Regions from separate parts of the Homo sapiens genome. Here all the other regions are linked to region 1. A link is a contact called in ENCODE Hi-C or POLR2A ChIA-PET data. All regions are on one chromosome and are shown on one strand. The core of a region is the stretch at or near the end of the contact, and the rest is flanking DNA. Distances in the headings are between cores, read along the strand shown. Region 1 holds the start of ATRN (attractin). Region 2 holds the start of SLC4A11 (solute carrier family 4 member 11). Region 3 holds the start of ADAM33 (ADAM metallopeptidase domain 33). Region 4 overlaps DNAAF9 (dynein axonemal assembly factor 9).

The links. A loop is a pair of places that touch in the nucleus more often than their neighbours do. ChIA-PET counts read pairs that join two places held with the same protein, here RNA polymerase II (POLR2A). Pooled maps may share reads with other maps.
Region 2: a map with no recorded cell type shows a loop between it and region 1 (8-fold over the local background). The contact joins the promoter of SLC4A11 here to the promoter of ATRN in region 1. A Hi-C loop is called at or near these places in 1 of 168 maps with a recorded cell type or tissue (PC-9), 5 of 37 single-sample maps with no recorded cell type and 11 of 50 pooled maps. POLR2A ChIA-PET finds 5 or more read pairs at or near these places in 3 of 52 experiments (A549, BJ and Panc1).
Region 3: a loop to region 1 is called in a map of ascending aorta, with 1.9 times the contacts of the local background. The contact joins the promoter of ADAM33 here to the promoter of ATRN in region 1. A Hi-C loop is called at or near these places in 1 of 168 maps with a recorded cell type or tissue (ascending aorta) and 1 of 50 pooled maps. POLR2A ChIA-PET finds 5 or more read pairs at or near these places in 2 of 52 experiments (MCF 10A and WTC11).
Region 4: a loop to region 1 is called in a map with no recorded cell type, with 2.3 times the contacts of the local background. The contact joins the enhancer-like site here to the promoter of ATRN in region 1. A Hi-C loop is called at or near these places in 1 of 168 maps with a recorded cell type or tissue (heart left ventricle), 1 of 37 single-sample maps with no recorded cell type and 6 of 50 pooled maps. POLR2A ChIA-PET finds 5 or more read pairs at or near these places in 4 of 52 experiments (A549, WTC11, activated CD4-positive, alpha-beta T cell and 1 more).

What each region holds. Positions count from the first base shown.
Region 1 is chr20:3,468,904-3,472,619 of GRCh38, reverse strand. It overlaps ATRN (attractin), which reads right to left and starts at 1,602. Exons shown (of 29, transcript NM_139321.3): 1 at 1,103-1,602. The coding sequence starts at 1,512. RefSeq lists a silencer at 1,216-1,775 and an enhancer at 1,876-2,015.
Region 2 is chr20:3,237,373-3,241,088 of GRCh38, reverse strand. SLC4A11 (solute carrier family 4 member 11) reads left to right here and starts at 1,899. Exons shown (of 20, transcript NM_001174089.2): 1 at 1,899-1,994; 2 at 3,501-3,545. The coding sequence starts at 1,952. RefSeq lists silencers at 1,650-1,809, 1,910-2,089.
Region 3 is chr20:3,679,998-3,683,713 of GRCh38, reverse strand. ADAM33 (ADAM metallopeptidase domain 33) reads left to right here and starts at 1,704. Exons shown (of 22, transcript NM_025220.5): 1 at 1,704-1,806. The coding sequence starts at 1,710. RefSeq lists an enhancer at 1,386-2,279.
Region 4 is chr20:3,338,505-3,342,220 of GRCh38, reverse strand. It overlaps DNAAF9 (dynein axonemal assembly factor 9), which reads left to right. Exons shown (of 37, transcript NM_001009984.3): 10 at 1,582-1,717. Among named protein-coding and RNA genes, the nearest start is that of DNAAF9, 67 kb to the left of the region's middle. Within about 2 kb of position 1,685, at least 12 of the 41 ENCODE cell types and tissues checked have a DNase peak (open chromatin) inside an H3K27ac peak, as active enhancers do; they include heart left ventricle, where a contact is called at or near this core.

The DNA.
Region 1 (3,716 bases), core at 353-2,852:
GTTATAATTCTCTATCAGACCACGCTGTTTTTATTTTCTTGATAGCATTTACCATTACCTGAAATTACCATGTTTATTTCTCTCATTTATTTACTTGTTAAGTGCCTGTTGCTCCCACTAGAATGTTAAGGTCAATGAGAGCAGAGGCCCTGTCTGTCTTGTTCACATTTCCCCACTCCCCCACATCAGACATGTGTTCAGTAAGCTAAATACCTGTCAAAGGCGTGAATGACTCTGTAACCCTTATGACTAGGGTTATGTGCGCACATTATCTTTCTCTTGCTATATTCCAAACTCCCTGTGGACAAGGCCAAAGTCTGGCTAATCTGTCTGTATTATCTGGAAAATCATTGCACAACTGAAGCAAATAACGATAACTGCTAATTAATTTATTGATTTCTCCAAGAGGAACTGCCCCAAACTAAGCCAATTCAGAACTTCATATTGTCCAGAAACCAAGGCAAATAGGAATCTCCTTCCATTCCCTCTTCACCACAGACCCTATTCCAATTTGCCACCTCCAGGGAGCTTTTGCCAAAAGGCTAGTTTCCTCACTTTCCTTTAGAAGGACCACTGGTCCTTCTATCCCTAATATCTTACAATGCTACCCTTTCCCTTTTATCTCCAGCCAACAAAGCATTTCCAGGGCCCTGTTTCTTCAGAGCACCCCACATCTCCAGTGCATCGGGGAACTCATCGGGTCCTAGGGCACATGTGGATGTTAAAAGGAAGTGTTCAAGCAAACCTGGCTCGACCACCTTTCCTTGGATACCTCGTTTAGCTGAAACACGCCGAGTTTTAGAGCGATCGGCTTTGATGCTCTTTGGGTCCCTCAGCATTCTTCCCATCTAACTAACCTAAGCACCCAAATACCGTCGGGGTGCCCCCACCCTTGCCCCACACCTTTTCACCTTCCAACAGAGAAAGACCCCAGGCCAGAGACGATGATCTCCCCGGAAGCAAATGGCCCTCAAACCCCATAGGGCGGCCCTACCCTCTCCACTTTCTGTCCAGCATCTCCCTCTGACCTGGAGCCGTCTCGAACGCCCCTCAGCCCCAGCCTCTGGTTGGACCCGACCCTCCGACACCACCCGCCACTCACCTGAAGCGGCCCCCGCAGTGCTGGCATTGCTCGCCCACCCAGCCGGCGGGGCAGACGCACTGGCCGGTGCCAGGGTTGCAGCGACCGCCGTTGACACAGGGCCGGTCACATTCCTTGGCCTCGGCTGCGGCTGAGCCCGACACCGCCGCCGCCGCCGCCGCGGCCTCGGCCTCACAGGGCAGCAGCAGCAGCAGCAGCGGCGGCGAGAGCAACAACAGCAGCAGCAGCAGCCGTGGCCGCAGCGGTGGAGACAGCAGCCGCGGGAGGCGCAGCCCGGCCCCCAGCCCCGGCCTCCCAGCCCTGGTCACGTCCCAGTCCCAGTGCGGCCCGCCGCTCCTGCCCGCGAGCGCTGCCGTCGCCGCCGTCCTCCTCCTCAGCCTTGCCTCAGTTGCCGCCGCTGCAGCCACCATCTTCCCGGGGCTGAGACGGCGCCCCGCGAACACATACACACACACCGCACGGCCGGCTCCGCTTCGCCTGGCCGTGCGGGGCGGGGCTGTGCGGACGGTGGCTCGTGCGGTCCAAAGGGGCCACAGCGGGGCGGTGGGCGGGGCCGGCGCGCGCGTGCGCGAGTACGTGGGTGCGTGCGTGCGGGGGCGCAGACAGTGGTCTCCGGCGTCCGCGGCGCCGGAGGCGATCTTCTGACGTGGACCGTAGAACGAGCTGAAACCCGGCTGCGCTGTCCCGGCCGGCGAAAGCTCTAGTTTTCCCCCTTCGCCTTTCGTCCCCGGCGGCGGGGTTGCAGCCCCACTGGATGCCTAGGAGCCGACTGCGTTGAGTGTTGCCCTCCTAGAGACCCGGCACTCTGCCCTAACTCCAGCTGCCGGACGGAAAGGGTACAGGAGGCTGCATCGCAGCGAGGTGCTGGGTGCGGTACTGTAGAAGCCAGGCTTCATTCGAGCCTCTGTAACACAAGAGTCAAGAAAGAACACATGTAGAACCTGGCATAGGCCGGGCGCGGAGGCTTACGCCTGTAATCCCAGCACTTTGGGAAACTGAGGCAGGCGGATCACTTGATCTCTGGGATCCGAGACCAGCCTGGCCAACAGGGTGAGACACTGTCTCTACTAAAAATACAAAAATTAGCCGAGCATGGTGGTGCGCGCCTGTATCCCCAGCTACTCCAGAGGCTGAGGCAGGAGGATCGCTTGAGTCTGGAGAGGTCAAGGCTGCAGTGAGCCGCAGTCGCAGCACTGCACTCCAGCCTGGGCAACACAAGACCCTGTGTCAAAAAATGAAGAACCTGGCATGTAGGCTGTGCTCAGTAAATGCCTAATAAACTGAATGAAGACACACAGCCAGGCCTCTTGATAACAGATGGACTGTAGCTGACCAGACCCCCTACCTTTAATTCTGTAAAAGTTTGGAGTTACCTTGCTCCCCACAATTTGCCCTCCAACCATCTTCTCTGAAGAGTGGGCAATATAGAATTAGGAAATGGCGCTCACACAGACCTGCCCCTTCTTGTCTGGTAGTTGTTACTCTGGTGTCCCTCAATGAGACATGTCTTCCATCAATGTAGCCTTTTATGGTCCTTGACCCTGGAATCTGGGCTGGGTCATGATTGAGACCATGAGAAACCATGACTCAATTTCACCAATAGAAGAAGTTGGTAGGAGTAGCAATGTCTTGTTTCTAGCTCTGAGCTTAAAAAAGACCTGGCAGCCTTGGCCGGGCACGGTGGCTCACGTCTGTAATCCCAGCACCTTGGGAGGCCGAGGCGGGCAGATCACGAGGTCAGAAGTTCGAGACCACCCTGATCGACGTGGTGAAACCCTGTCTCTACAAAAAATACAAAAATTAGCCGGGCGTGGTGGCACACACCTGTAATCCCAGCTACTCAGGAGAGTCGCTTGAATCCAGGAGGCAGAGGTTGCAGAGAGTCGTGATCGCGCCACTGCACTCCAGCCTGGGGGACAGAGCGAGACTCTGTCTCAAAAAAAAAAAAAGACCTGGCAGCCTTGATTTTGAGCTGTTGGTGGTCATGAGCTGCACCCCGTTAGCCACCTTGCTGGAGAGAAACCATGTGCAGAGACCACTTGGACTTGGAGAGGGAGAGCTGGGCCGCTCAGCTGGTGGAGCCATCCTAGCTAAGGGATCAGTCATTGAGTGAAGAAGCTATCTGGGTTGGGTTATTCCAACCGTCTGGGCTGTTCCATGTTACCTACAACAGTAACAGGTCTTTCCTAACTGTGACTTATCCAAAATCCTAAGAAATAACTCATTTATCATTTAACCCTTAAGTGATGAATTATTTATAATTTTTCATAAATTATGATTTATGTTATTTTAAGCCTCTAAGTTTTAGAGAGGTTTGTTACTCAGTAATAGATAAGCAGAACATTGTCCGACATAATGCTTGTGCTATGAGGAATATTCCTATGGCACCTACCTCAGAATCTGGGCACCTTACAGTCCCTGGGAAACAAAGAAAAACCCTCATAGACCTGTGGAGCCTCTCAGCTTTACCTCAGAGTATGGAATTTTAAGGTTCTAAGATGGATTTCCACACTCATACCCAGGTCCCACTCTCATACTCAGGTCCTGACTGTCCTCACTGCATCTTCTTCAAGCCTGGTGAAGCTGAATTGCACAAAAGCCTTACCCCCAGCTC
Region 2 (3,716 bases), core at 650-3,149, 230 kb after region 1:
GAGGCAGCAGGCGTGTGGGCCTCAGGGGTTCCCTCCAGGAAGGCCGAGGGAACAGAACCGCAGGGGCAGAGCACAGGTGTAGCAGAGAAGGGCTCAGTGCCAGTTCCTTTGAGAGACGGTCAGGGAGCGGACAGAGGGGGCCCATAGCCGACTAGGGGCGGCTTGGTCATGGGCTCCTCTTTCCTCAGTGGGCTGAGGGGTTAGGTCCTTTGAGGAGCGCTGAGGAGACTGTGGTAAGGGGAAGCGCCCTCCATCCCAGAGGCTTTCCTGGAACAAGTGGGTTGGAAGGACCAGGTGTTTGGGAGCTGCTGGGAGCAGGTGCAGAAGCCAAGGCATTCCCAGATGGGGGAGACTGGGGGTGGCAAGGTGGCTTTTCAGGGATCCAGCCTGCATGCCACCTATGCAGCCATGCTCCGGGGGCGACATCCGCCTGTGTCCTTCAGCTCTTCCTCAGCCTCCACCCGCCACCCGGGAGTCAGTGCCTGGACTGGAGCTCTAGCTGGAGGGCGTCTAGGAAAGGTCCCAAGGGGTGCGCAGGATGACCTGGTGTCTCTCCAGAGTCACCCCTGCTAAAATACTATGTGGCCAGCCCCAAGTCAGTTGCAGGTCATGGTGTTGGGATCTTCCACAAGGCCTCCTGGAGTCGCGCTGGGGGAGGGTGGGGTACTCAGTCTGTCGCAGAGCCCCAGGCCATCCGTCGCCAAGAGGAGCACTCCAGCGCTTCCCTCCTAATGCGTTCTTATCTTGCCGGGAGGAGAACTGGGCCAGCCTTACTCACCCAATCTATGCATGAGGCTTCCCCAACGCGCCAGAAGCCCTTCCTTCGCAGAGGTGGGCTTGCCCCGGCCTGTCCCCGTTCCTCTACCATGGTTAGGGCACAGTGGCCGAGGACTCCGTCCCAGCGCGGCTGAGCCGGAAAGCGATGGCGGCCGGAGGGGTCGGGAGGTTGGTTAGCGCTTTACGGAGCTGCGTGTTCCGTTTCCAAGGGCTGTAGAGCCTTCTACTGGGAGCCACCGTGGATCAGGCCAGGGGTTCGTCAGCTGCATTTGCCGGATCGCATCGCAGCACGCGCACCCACACGCGCACACGCCCTACTCGCAGGAGACTAAGCGCCCCGAAAAGGCGCGTCCCCGGGCGGGTCGCAGCCGGTCCAGGAAAGGGGACAGGGCGCAAGGGCCATTTGGGGAAGGAAAAAGGGGGCGAACCATGACCTTGACCTCATAGAAGGCCGAGGACGTGAAGAGGCTGGCAGATAAGTTGGCGAGGCTCGCAGCGAAAACCCAAAGCAGCCGAGCTCGGAGAGCGCCGTCTCAGCGGGCGAGGGCGTAGCCCGGGGAATGCACGGAGGTCCGTCTAGTCAGTCGGGGCGCGCTTCCTGGAGGAGGAGGAGAAGGACTTGCGGCCGGAGCTACCGGGATAAATGCAGGAGGCGGGGCAGCCAGCGGGCGTGGCCCTGCGGAGGTCCCCGGTCGAAAGGAGGAGACAGGGGCCGGCCGCGTACTTAAAGCGGACGCGGGGGAAGCCCTCCCGGGGTCTGCCTCAGTCGCACAGCTCGGTGGGCTCGTGGCGCAGTCGAACGTTTTCCCAGAAGCTCCCCGGCCCCGTCCAGCCCCTAAACTCGCGACGCTGGGTCTGCTGGGTCCGGCGCGCACAGGCTCGAAGGAGCCGGGTCTACTCGGTTTGGCCCAGCAGCTGCGGGCGGCGGGGAGCAGCCCAGCCCGGCTGGAGCAGCCTCCCGCGGGTGAGGGCGCGGGGCGGGCGGCCGGGTCCCAGCCCTCGGCAGCTCTGCCTACCGCGCCCGGGCGCGGCGTCTGAGCGGCATTAGGACCCAGGCGCGGCGTGGGGGTGTGTCGCCGGCTCCCGCCGCCGGCCCGCCCGAGTCGCCGAGTTTGGGGTCCAGAAGCGCCGGAGCGCCGCGTGAGGAGCCCGGCCGTGAGTGCGCGAGTGTGCCATGGCCGCGGCCACCAGGCGCGTGTTCCATCTGCAGCCGTGCGGTGGGTGCCTGAACCCGGGGGCGCGGCGGGAAGGCCGCCCGGGTCTCCGCCACCGTCTCCCGTCGGGGACCCCGGGGAGAACGCGGATGCCGTCTGCCTGCGCGGGCCGGGGCCGGTGGGCGAGAGGGCTGCGGGATTCCCAGCCGCGGGGAGGAGGGCGCGGGTGCGGGAGGCCCGGGCGCGGCTTCGCGGCCACCGCGCGCTTGGTTTCATTAGGGCTCTGCTGTCGCCGTCTTGAATTTCTTACCAGGTTTGAACAGCTGATGCAGCGGGTCGAGGGCGGGGAGCTCGAAAGTGGGCAGGGCGGAGCTGTGGGGCTCCCAGCGCCCCGAGCGCCGAGCTTTTGGGAGCCTGGCGGGCCGCCGCCTCGGAAGGTCTCATTTTACCTTCCGCCCGGGCATCTTCCCGTCCGGCGCCGCGGTGGGAGCCCCGGAACCCCTGGAGTTTTGGGAGTCCCGGGACCCCTGACCGTGCCCTGCGCGGCCGCAGCGGTTTCTCCCTTGCTCTGACACGGGAGGGCCAGCCCTGGGTCCCCGCCAGGACCCAGGTTTGTACGACCCTTTACCTGCACGTGGGCCGCCGGGACGGAAGCGGAGTGTGCACCGGCCCAACCCTCCCAGACCCTCGTCGCCCACGGCCTGGGACGCGCCCCAGCGCCCCCGCCCCCCACTTCAGGATGCAGCCCCGGCTCCCGCCCCGCGCCTGCATTCACATCCTGCGCCCCGACCCCCGGGGTCTCCGAGTCTGGAGGCGCTTTCCTCTCGTGCACGCGGCCCCTCCTGTCGCTTCCTTCCTCCGACAGCGAGGCACAAACAGCCGGGACCATCCGGGGACCGGCCCAGGGAGGGCGCAGCCTCCCCCGACCCATGTGTCCCTCAGATACTCCTCCCACCCCCAATTGTTCTCCCTTTTGGACCAACGGCTCTGGCTTCCAGGCGGCCGGGACGCGGTCCCAGGACTGGAGACCGTTGCCTGTCGGCCCCCGTGTGACCCGGGGCGCGTGACGGGGGTCGGGGGAACTGCGCCTGCAATGGGCGTTTATGGCCCCCAGGACCGGTCTGAGAGTGAGAAGAGGGATGTGCAGAGAGATCCCCCGCCTTGGCATCCGAGGAGAGAGGGGGAGAGGCCCGCTCGGGCCCGGTCCCTTCCTCTCGCTGCAGCGGGGCAGGGTTTTCTCAGGAAAACCTGGATTAGCGAACATGGTACTGGTACTAACTCGGTGGGAAGACATCCCTGGAACGTCTCTCCTCCTCGCCTCTGGCCCGCCTGGGCAGCCCCTAGCAGATGGGCTAAGCAATTGAATTTCTGAGATTAAGGCTGGCTTCCCCTGCTATGGGGCCCCCTCCCGAGCACTGTCCCCTGCTTCCCTTTCTCCCTAGGGTGGCGTGGGTTGCATCCCTCGGAAGAGCGAAGGAATGAGCCAGGTCGGGGGGCGGGGAGACAGGTGCACACAGGAGGTCCAGGGCTTGGTCCATGGGGCTGGTGACCTTTCTGCTTCCCTTGCAGAAAACTCTCCCACCATGTCGCAGAATGGATACTTCGAGGATTCAAGTGAGTACCTCTCGGGGAGTGTGTGTGTGCAGAGAGAGCTTGTCGGGCAAAAGCCTCCAGGGTGCATAGCCTACCCACCAGAGTCCTGTGGCTTTGCTCGCCTATCTGGGCCACTCTAGTGCTGGAATGCTTTTGGCTTCCACTCTTCGGGAAGCTAGACATGGGCGGATC
Region 3 (3,716 bases), core at 455-2,954, 210 kb before region 1:
AAAAAAAAAAAGAAAATCAAAGTGCAGAAAAACGTTAATAAGAGAAAAAAATATGTCTGTATTGTCTTGAGTGTGAAAAAATAATCTAAAAGCCTATGAAAGAAACTAATCATATTGGTTTCCTGTTGGTGAGGAGGGCTAAGAGCACGGAGACTTTTCCCTATGCTTTCTGTACTTTTTGATTTTGAGATATGTGAATGTAGGTTTCTCTCACTGCTCGAACTTTCACTAACCAAATTACTACATTCCAAATTCTCAAAAACAAATAGATTTACTTAAAAGTAGGCTGGGTGCGGTGTCTCACGCCTGTAATTCCAGCGCTTTGGGAGGCCGAGGCGGGCAGATCACCTGAGGTCGGGAGTTCGAGACCAGCCTGACCAACATGGAGAAACCCCATCTCTACTAAAAATACAAAATTAGCCAGGCGTGGTGGCGAATGCCTGTAATCCCAGCTACTCGGGAGGCTGAGGCAGAAGAATCACTTGAATCTGGGAGGCAGAGGTTGCAGTGAGCCCAGATCATGCCATTGCACTCCAGTCTGGGTAACAAGAGAGAAACTCTGTCTCAAAAAAAAAAAAAAAAAAAAAAGATTTGCTTAAAAGTTAACATCTCCGGCCGGGCGCGGTGGCTCATGCCTGTAATCCCAGCGCTTTGAGAGGCCGAGGCGGGTGGATCACGAGATCAGGAGATTGAGACCATCCTGGCCAAAATGGTGAAACCTCGTCTCTGCTAAAAATACAAAAGTTAGCTGGGGGTGGTAGCGCGCGCCTGTAGTCCCAGCTACTCGGGAGGCTGAGGCAGGAGAATCGCTTGAACCAGGGAGTCGGAGGTTGCAGTGAGCCAAGATCGCGCCGCTGCACTCCAGCCTGGCGACAGAGGGAGACTCCATCTCAAAAAAAAAAAAAAAAAAAAAGTTAACATCTCATCCAAATTTGCACCGAGTAGGAAAACAAAAGTTTAAAACATGAAACAGATGTTACTGAGGCCGAAAGGGTCTCCCAGGCCTGGGAGTCTGCAGCTTTTATGCAATTCTGCCCTCTGGCCACCGCCAGGGAAGAAAGGTTGTCTCCGTCTGCTGCATCGCCTTTGCCCAGCAATGAAGCCCCCAAGACAGCGGCAGCCGGTTGCCTGAACCTTCCTATCCTTGGGGGCACCCAGTGCAGGTGGATGACCCGACTCAACCTCCGCCAGGGCACCCTCGGGGCAGGACGGGTAGCAAGGAGGGGACAGAGATCGGCCCCAGGAGACCACGGAAGATCGCGCTCCTGGGGCCAACTTCAGCAGCGAGAGGCGGCCTTTGCCCACCGCCTCATCCCACCACGCCGCGGTCCTCCAAGAACCTTCCCAGCGGTTCTCTCCTCCTCTCAGGAGTAGAGGCCCTCTGAGACCGACGGGGAGGGACGGCTCGGGCCGGTCATCCGAGGGGCCGCACGGATTCCCTCCTCCGCCCAGCTCCACCCCCTCGAGGGGCGGCGGTCCGGGAGTGGCGACCCGGCTCCCCCATGGCGCGCGCCGTCGGGGCCCCTGGCCAGGCTCCGAGCGGGGTTGGCGGGGAGGGGAGGCGGGAGCGAGGGCGGGCGGTGGGAGGTGGGGGCGGGAAGGTCCGAAGGCGGCGGCCTGAGGCTGCACCGGGCACGGGTCGGCCGCAATCCAGCCTGGGCGGAGCCGGAGTTGCGAGCCGCTGCCTAGAGGCCGAGGAGCTCACAGCTATGGGCTGGAGGCCCCGGAGAGCTCGGGGGACCCCGTTGCTGCTGCTGCTACTACTGCTGCTGCTCTGGCCAGTGCCAGGCGCCGGGGTGCTTCAAGGTGAGGACGCGGGCGGGGTGCGCCCTGAGGGGCAGGCTAGGCGCGGTGGTGGTGGCGGGGATGGGTTCTGCTCAGAGCTCGGGTCAGCGCGCGGAGGGTCTCACGGCCCCGGCACCATACGGCCAGTAGGTCAGGGCGTGGGGACTCTTTGGGGGGGTCTCCGTGGGACCTGCCCAGGGACGCTCAAGTGTGCTTGGGCTGGCCCCGGGCCCGGACTTGCCCACACTGCCCGGCTGCCACTCCGCTGGCAAAGCAGAGGGCATGGCTCCCTCCCCCTCGGGGGCAGCCCAGCCCCCAGCCCATAGCCGTAGCCCCCTCTTCCTGGATTCTCGCTCTCACAACCAGCTTCCATCCGCAGGCCACCGTGTGACCCGCTCCTGCTCCTCCACCCCTTAGGACTCAGCGGGGCTCCGTCCTCTAGGAAGCCCCCATGCCCAAGAGTCCCCCAGAGTCCCTGCTTTGCTCTCAGGCTGCAGAACTAGCTGTGGCCTCCACCCTGCTCACCCCTCGTCCCTCCTCCCAGGGCAGCAGGGCAGTGTGTATGTTGTTTATATTGTTGCCTTGTTTGGTGAGATAGAGAAGGGCCTCTCCAGATAGAAGGTGTCTGTTTAGCAGTGCTCTGGGAAGACTGCAGCTGTCTCCTCGGGGTAACCCCTCCAAACAAAGATGTTAAGATGGGGCTGGAACAACCTCTGCAAGCGGGTGGGAGGATTAGCCAGTCCTGCACAGCAAGTGCCTGGCCGGGAACAGGGAGGGCAACCAGGGAGGGGGCATGCGGGGCTGGGCTGTGCTATGCAGACTGGGCGGTGGCTTCCACAGCACTGTGTGGGGACCAAACAGGTACAGGGGCCTGGTCTGTTCTGGCCCCAGGGGAGGGCCCCAGGCGGTCCACTGCTCCCTCCCCTCTGAGCCCTATCCTGGGGTCAGGGGAGGTGATGGGACCCCTGGGAGAGGGGCGTCTATGTGCCCAATACCAGCCTGGCTCCCTCGGGTTCCACCCCCATTCACCCGGTCACCGGAGCTCCAGCTCCAGCTCCAGCTCTGCCCCTCTCTCCCTCATTGGGGTCAGGGTGCCCGTGGCCAGCACGTGCGCGCAAGGCCATGTGGACAGCACCCACACACCACACTGCACCCACACCACACCTGTGCCCGGGCCCACCCTACCTCTTCCCCAAACCCTTAGAGGCCTAGGAGCAGCAAAGCTTGGTTCTCTACTCTCAGTTAAGTGCTCTCTGGGCTGAGAGACCTCCCCTCCTTCCCCTCCCCCACATCCACTCAGAGCCCTCCCTGCACTGGCCCCTCTAGCCTCCTTTCCAAGGTGGCAGACTCCTCTCGGCCCTCATCTGCCTGATGGCAATTCACTCATCCAATCAAGGAGGGCTTCTTGGAGGAAGGGTCTTTGATGTTTGTAGTCTGGGAGAGAAGGTGGAGGAGAAAAAAGGAGTTGGGGTGGCCTAGCAGGAGCTGAGTCACTTCCACAGGCAGCCATCAGCCCAGCAGGACTGAGGCCAGGGCTGCGTGGAGGGGGGAGGCTGTCTGTTCTGGGAGCTGGGACTGGGTACCGGGGGAAGGAGGGCTGCTGCAGGCTCTGGGTGCCTGGGGCCTGGCTCCTGCAGGGCGGGCCTGTGAGAGTGGTTGGGGCCAGTGGAGGGCTGGGAGCATTCCAGGGGAACATTCCAGGCGCCCTCTGAGTAATGCTTGGCTCTGGGATTCCTCCTAGAGCCCCCTTAGGCACACCCGGCCAGGGAGCACCAAGGCTCCGTCCAGAAGCGTCCCCTCCCCTTGAAGAGATGAGGAGGGGCCTTCTGGGCCAGGGTACCAAAACCCTGCCACCAGGACAGAGTCCCCGAGGGAGCTCTGGGCAAGGTGGACCTCGCAAGGCAACATCTGGCTGTTGTTTTTCTCAGATG
Region 4 (3,716 bases), core at 436-2,935, 130 kb after region 1:
CATAAGGGACATCAGAGAAAATTATCTTGGCTGGAGTATTGAAGTTGGAGTTGAGTGGCCTTCTATGGAGCTGAGAAAGTTCACCAGATCATACAAGTTCTCTTTAGCCATGTTCAAGATTGTGGCCCTTCTCCAGAAAATAACATAAAGGCAGTAAATTGGCACGTTTAAAAGATTATCACCTGGGAGGCCGAGGTGGGTGGATCACGAGGTCAGGAGATCAAGACCATCCTGGCTAACACGGTGAAACCCCATCTCCACTAAAAATACAAAAAATTAGCCAGGCGTGGTGGCGGGTGCCTGCAGTCCCAGCTACTCGGGAGGCTGAGGCAGGAGAATGGCGTGAACCTGGGAGGTGGAGCTTGCAGTGAGCCGAGATCGCGCCACTGCACTCCAGCCTGGGCGACAGAGCAAGACTCCGTCTCAAAAAAATATGTATATATATTATCATCACTGCAATGTAGAGAATCCATTATAGGAGGGCAAGAGTGGAAACAGGGAAACAGTGAGGAAGTGTTGCAGTTGTCCAGGGAAGAAATCATGGCAGCATGGACTAAGGTTGTGGCCATGAAGATGGAAGAAAATGGTTAAATAGGAAGGCTTTTGAGAAGGTTAATTAGATTTGAAGGCGGAGGAAGCAGAAGTCAAGGAGGCCTTTCAGATGGCTGGGTACCTGGGTGGATTGTGATGCCGTTTATTTCCTGCAAGAACTGGAAGGGGAGCAGACATAGGGAACATCATCACAGAGGAGAGGAGGGAGCAGCAAGCTGCAGGTAAACCCTGGGACTATTCGGAGACCAGGTGGAAGAGGAGGGTGACTGACTGGGGAGACTGAGGGGAGTGCAGTCTTGCACTGCAGTTCTTGCAGTGGAGGGTGGGAGGGAGTCAAGTGCTTCTCAGAGACCAAGGAAGGAAGGAAGACCTGAAGACTATCTGTTGGATTTGCTGTATGCTACATGGAAGTCACTTGGTGACTTTGGCAAGAACTCTCTGGGTGAAATGACTGAGGAGGCTGATTAGAGTGGGCTGAGGAGTGAGCAGAAAGTAGGGGAGAGGAAAAGTTCAGCCAAGAGGACAGGGAGGAAGGGGGTGGGTACAGAGCCAGGTATGTGTGGTATTGAGAAAATTTGCAACCCTCCTGTGCTCCTTCCCTATTGAAAGTTACTCAGGAATTGGTGACTGCCCTATTGTCTGTCTAGTCCAAGTATCATAACTGTCATCCTTTAAGACTCATATTTCTATTAAAATTCTATTTTATAATACCGGAGTTTTGCTCTATCACTGTATCATGGACAGCAAGCTTATGGAACTTATTCCTCAAAAAGTGGGACATGCTGAAAATACAAACCTAGCTTGAGTTTAGTTATGTCCCTAAATGTTAACTGATCCCTGTGGGTCAGTAGGGAGACAGCTGGCATCCGTTTCCAACCAGCCAAGGATATTCGGTCGACTGTACTGACTGACCACTTTGCTCAGGCCGCAAGTGTCCCTCAGAAAAGCCTGAGGACTTATTAAGGTCATGGAAGGTTGCCTTGGCCAGGAACTCTTTTCTAATCACATGTTTTTGACTTCCCTCTCTAGCCCTAACCGGCAGCCATTTGTTCTCTTTGGTAATCACTCCACACGAGAAAACCTGAATGCTGGCAACTTTAACTTCCCTTCTGAAGGACATCTGGTACGAAGCACTGGTCCCGGCGGGAGCTTTGCCAAGCACATGGTAAGTGGCTGGACTGCCTGGTGCTTGATTAGTTTTATTATCAAGTTGTGGGGGTGGGGTGGGTGGGGGGAGCTAGACAAAAAGAACCTTTTCCAGTTAGTGTGTTGATTTAACCCTGAATTTGAAGTTGTTCTAGAGTGAAAAGAAGTGATTAGAAACTGTTTGTACTTTTTTTATAGTACAAACTAGGTATGATTTGAAAGCATCACATTTAATTTTGAAATACTTGAAGGAAAAAGGTTAAGAACGTAGTTTCACAAACCAGTCTTTAAGTTGTCAGAGTAATATTGTCAATAGAATTTTTAAAATTCAAAATAATTTGAAGATAGTTATTCCAAGCCTAAGTTTGTTATGCCTTGACTGTTAACATTTAAGGACAGAAGCCAACCTTGATGATCATTGTTTATTGAGAGTGCCAGAGAGAAGATTTTTGCATTTGGTGGCAGATTGTCTGCTACATTCTTTTAAAGAAAACATTAGACCTGAATATGAGACTTAGATTGTGAAAGTCTATGCTATCTCAGTGGAATTTTGAGTATTTTCAAAATGTCTCTGGCAATCAGGAAAGCTGTGGTTAGTAGGTACTAGTTTTTTTGTTTGTTTGTTTATTTTTTGAGACAGGGTCTCACTCTGTCACCCAGGCTAGAGTGCAGTGGCACAGCCTTGGCTCACTGCAGCCTTGACCTCCCAGGCTCAGGTGATCCTCCCACCTCAGCCTCCTGAATAGTTGGGACCACAGGCACATGCCACTGTAGGCTTCCTGTCTTCCCTAGGAGAGGGGGAAATAGCTAAGAAACACTTTTGATGATCACAGCCTGGAGACACAGGCCTGCTAAAAGACTGAGATTTAACCGTAAAATCATAGAATGTTTCCCTCCCCCATTACCTTAGCAGAGGTCTACAATATAATAGGGGGTTACTGCTGACAGAGCTGCAAGGTACATCTAAGATGGAGTTCACAGGGAACCCAAAGAAGAAAAATGGGGAAGAAAAATAGAAGAATACTAGAGGGATTTGAAGTCCCTGGCACCTACAGCTTCAGAAAACATTAAACAGAACCTAACTCCCAGCCAGATTAACATAAAATCCCACATTAAAAGTCTGTTTCTTCAGTTCCTGTTACCTGATACATCATTTTTGGCTTTCAACAAAAAATTACAAAGCATGCTAAAAGGCAAGAAAAAACACTATTTGAAGAGACAGTGCGACTATCAGAACCAGACTCAGATATGACTCATATTTTGTAATATACAGATTATTAAAAATGACTATGATTAATGTTAAAGGCTCTAATGGAACACATAGGCAACATGTAAGAAGAGATGAATAGTGTAAACAGGGAGGTGGAAACTTGAAGATAGAATCAAAAGGAAATTCTAGGATTCAAAAGCACTGTAATAGAAGCAAAGCATACCTTTAATGGGCTTATCAGTAGAGCAGACATATCCATGGAAGGAATCAGTAAGCGTGACATTGGTCAATAGAAAATTCCCGAACAGGAGTGTGAAGAGAAGAAAACAATGAGAGAAAAAAAAAATCATCCAAGAACCAGCCGGGCACAGTGGCTCACACCTGTAATCCCAGCACTTCAGGAGGCCGAGGCAGGTGGATTGCCTGAGGTCAGGAGTTCGAGACCAGCCTGGCCAATATAGTGAAACCCCATCTCTACTAAAAATACAAAAAATTAGCTGGGTGTGGTGGCGGGCGCCTGTTATCCCAGCTACTAGGGAGGCTGAGGTGGGAGAATCGCTTGAACCCAGGAGGCGGAGGTTGCAGTGAGCTGAGATCGCACCATTGCACTCCAGCCTAGGCAACAAGAGCAAAACTCCGTCTCAGAAAAAAAAAAAAAAAAAAATCATCCAAGAACCCTGGGACAATTTCAAAAGGTATAATGTGCATGTACTGGGAATACCTGAAGAAGAAAGAGAAGGAAACGGAAGAAGTACTTGAAGTAGTCATGGCCAAGAATTTTCCAAAATTCATGACAAAGACACAAAAC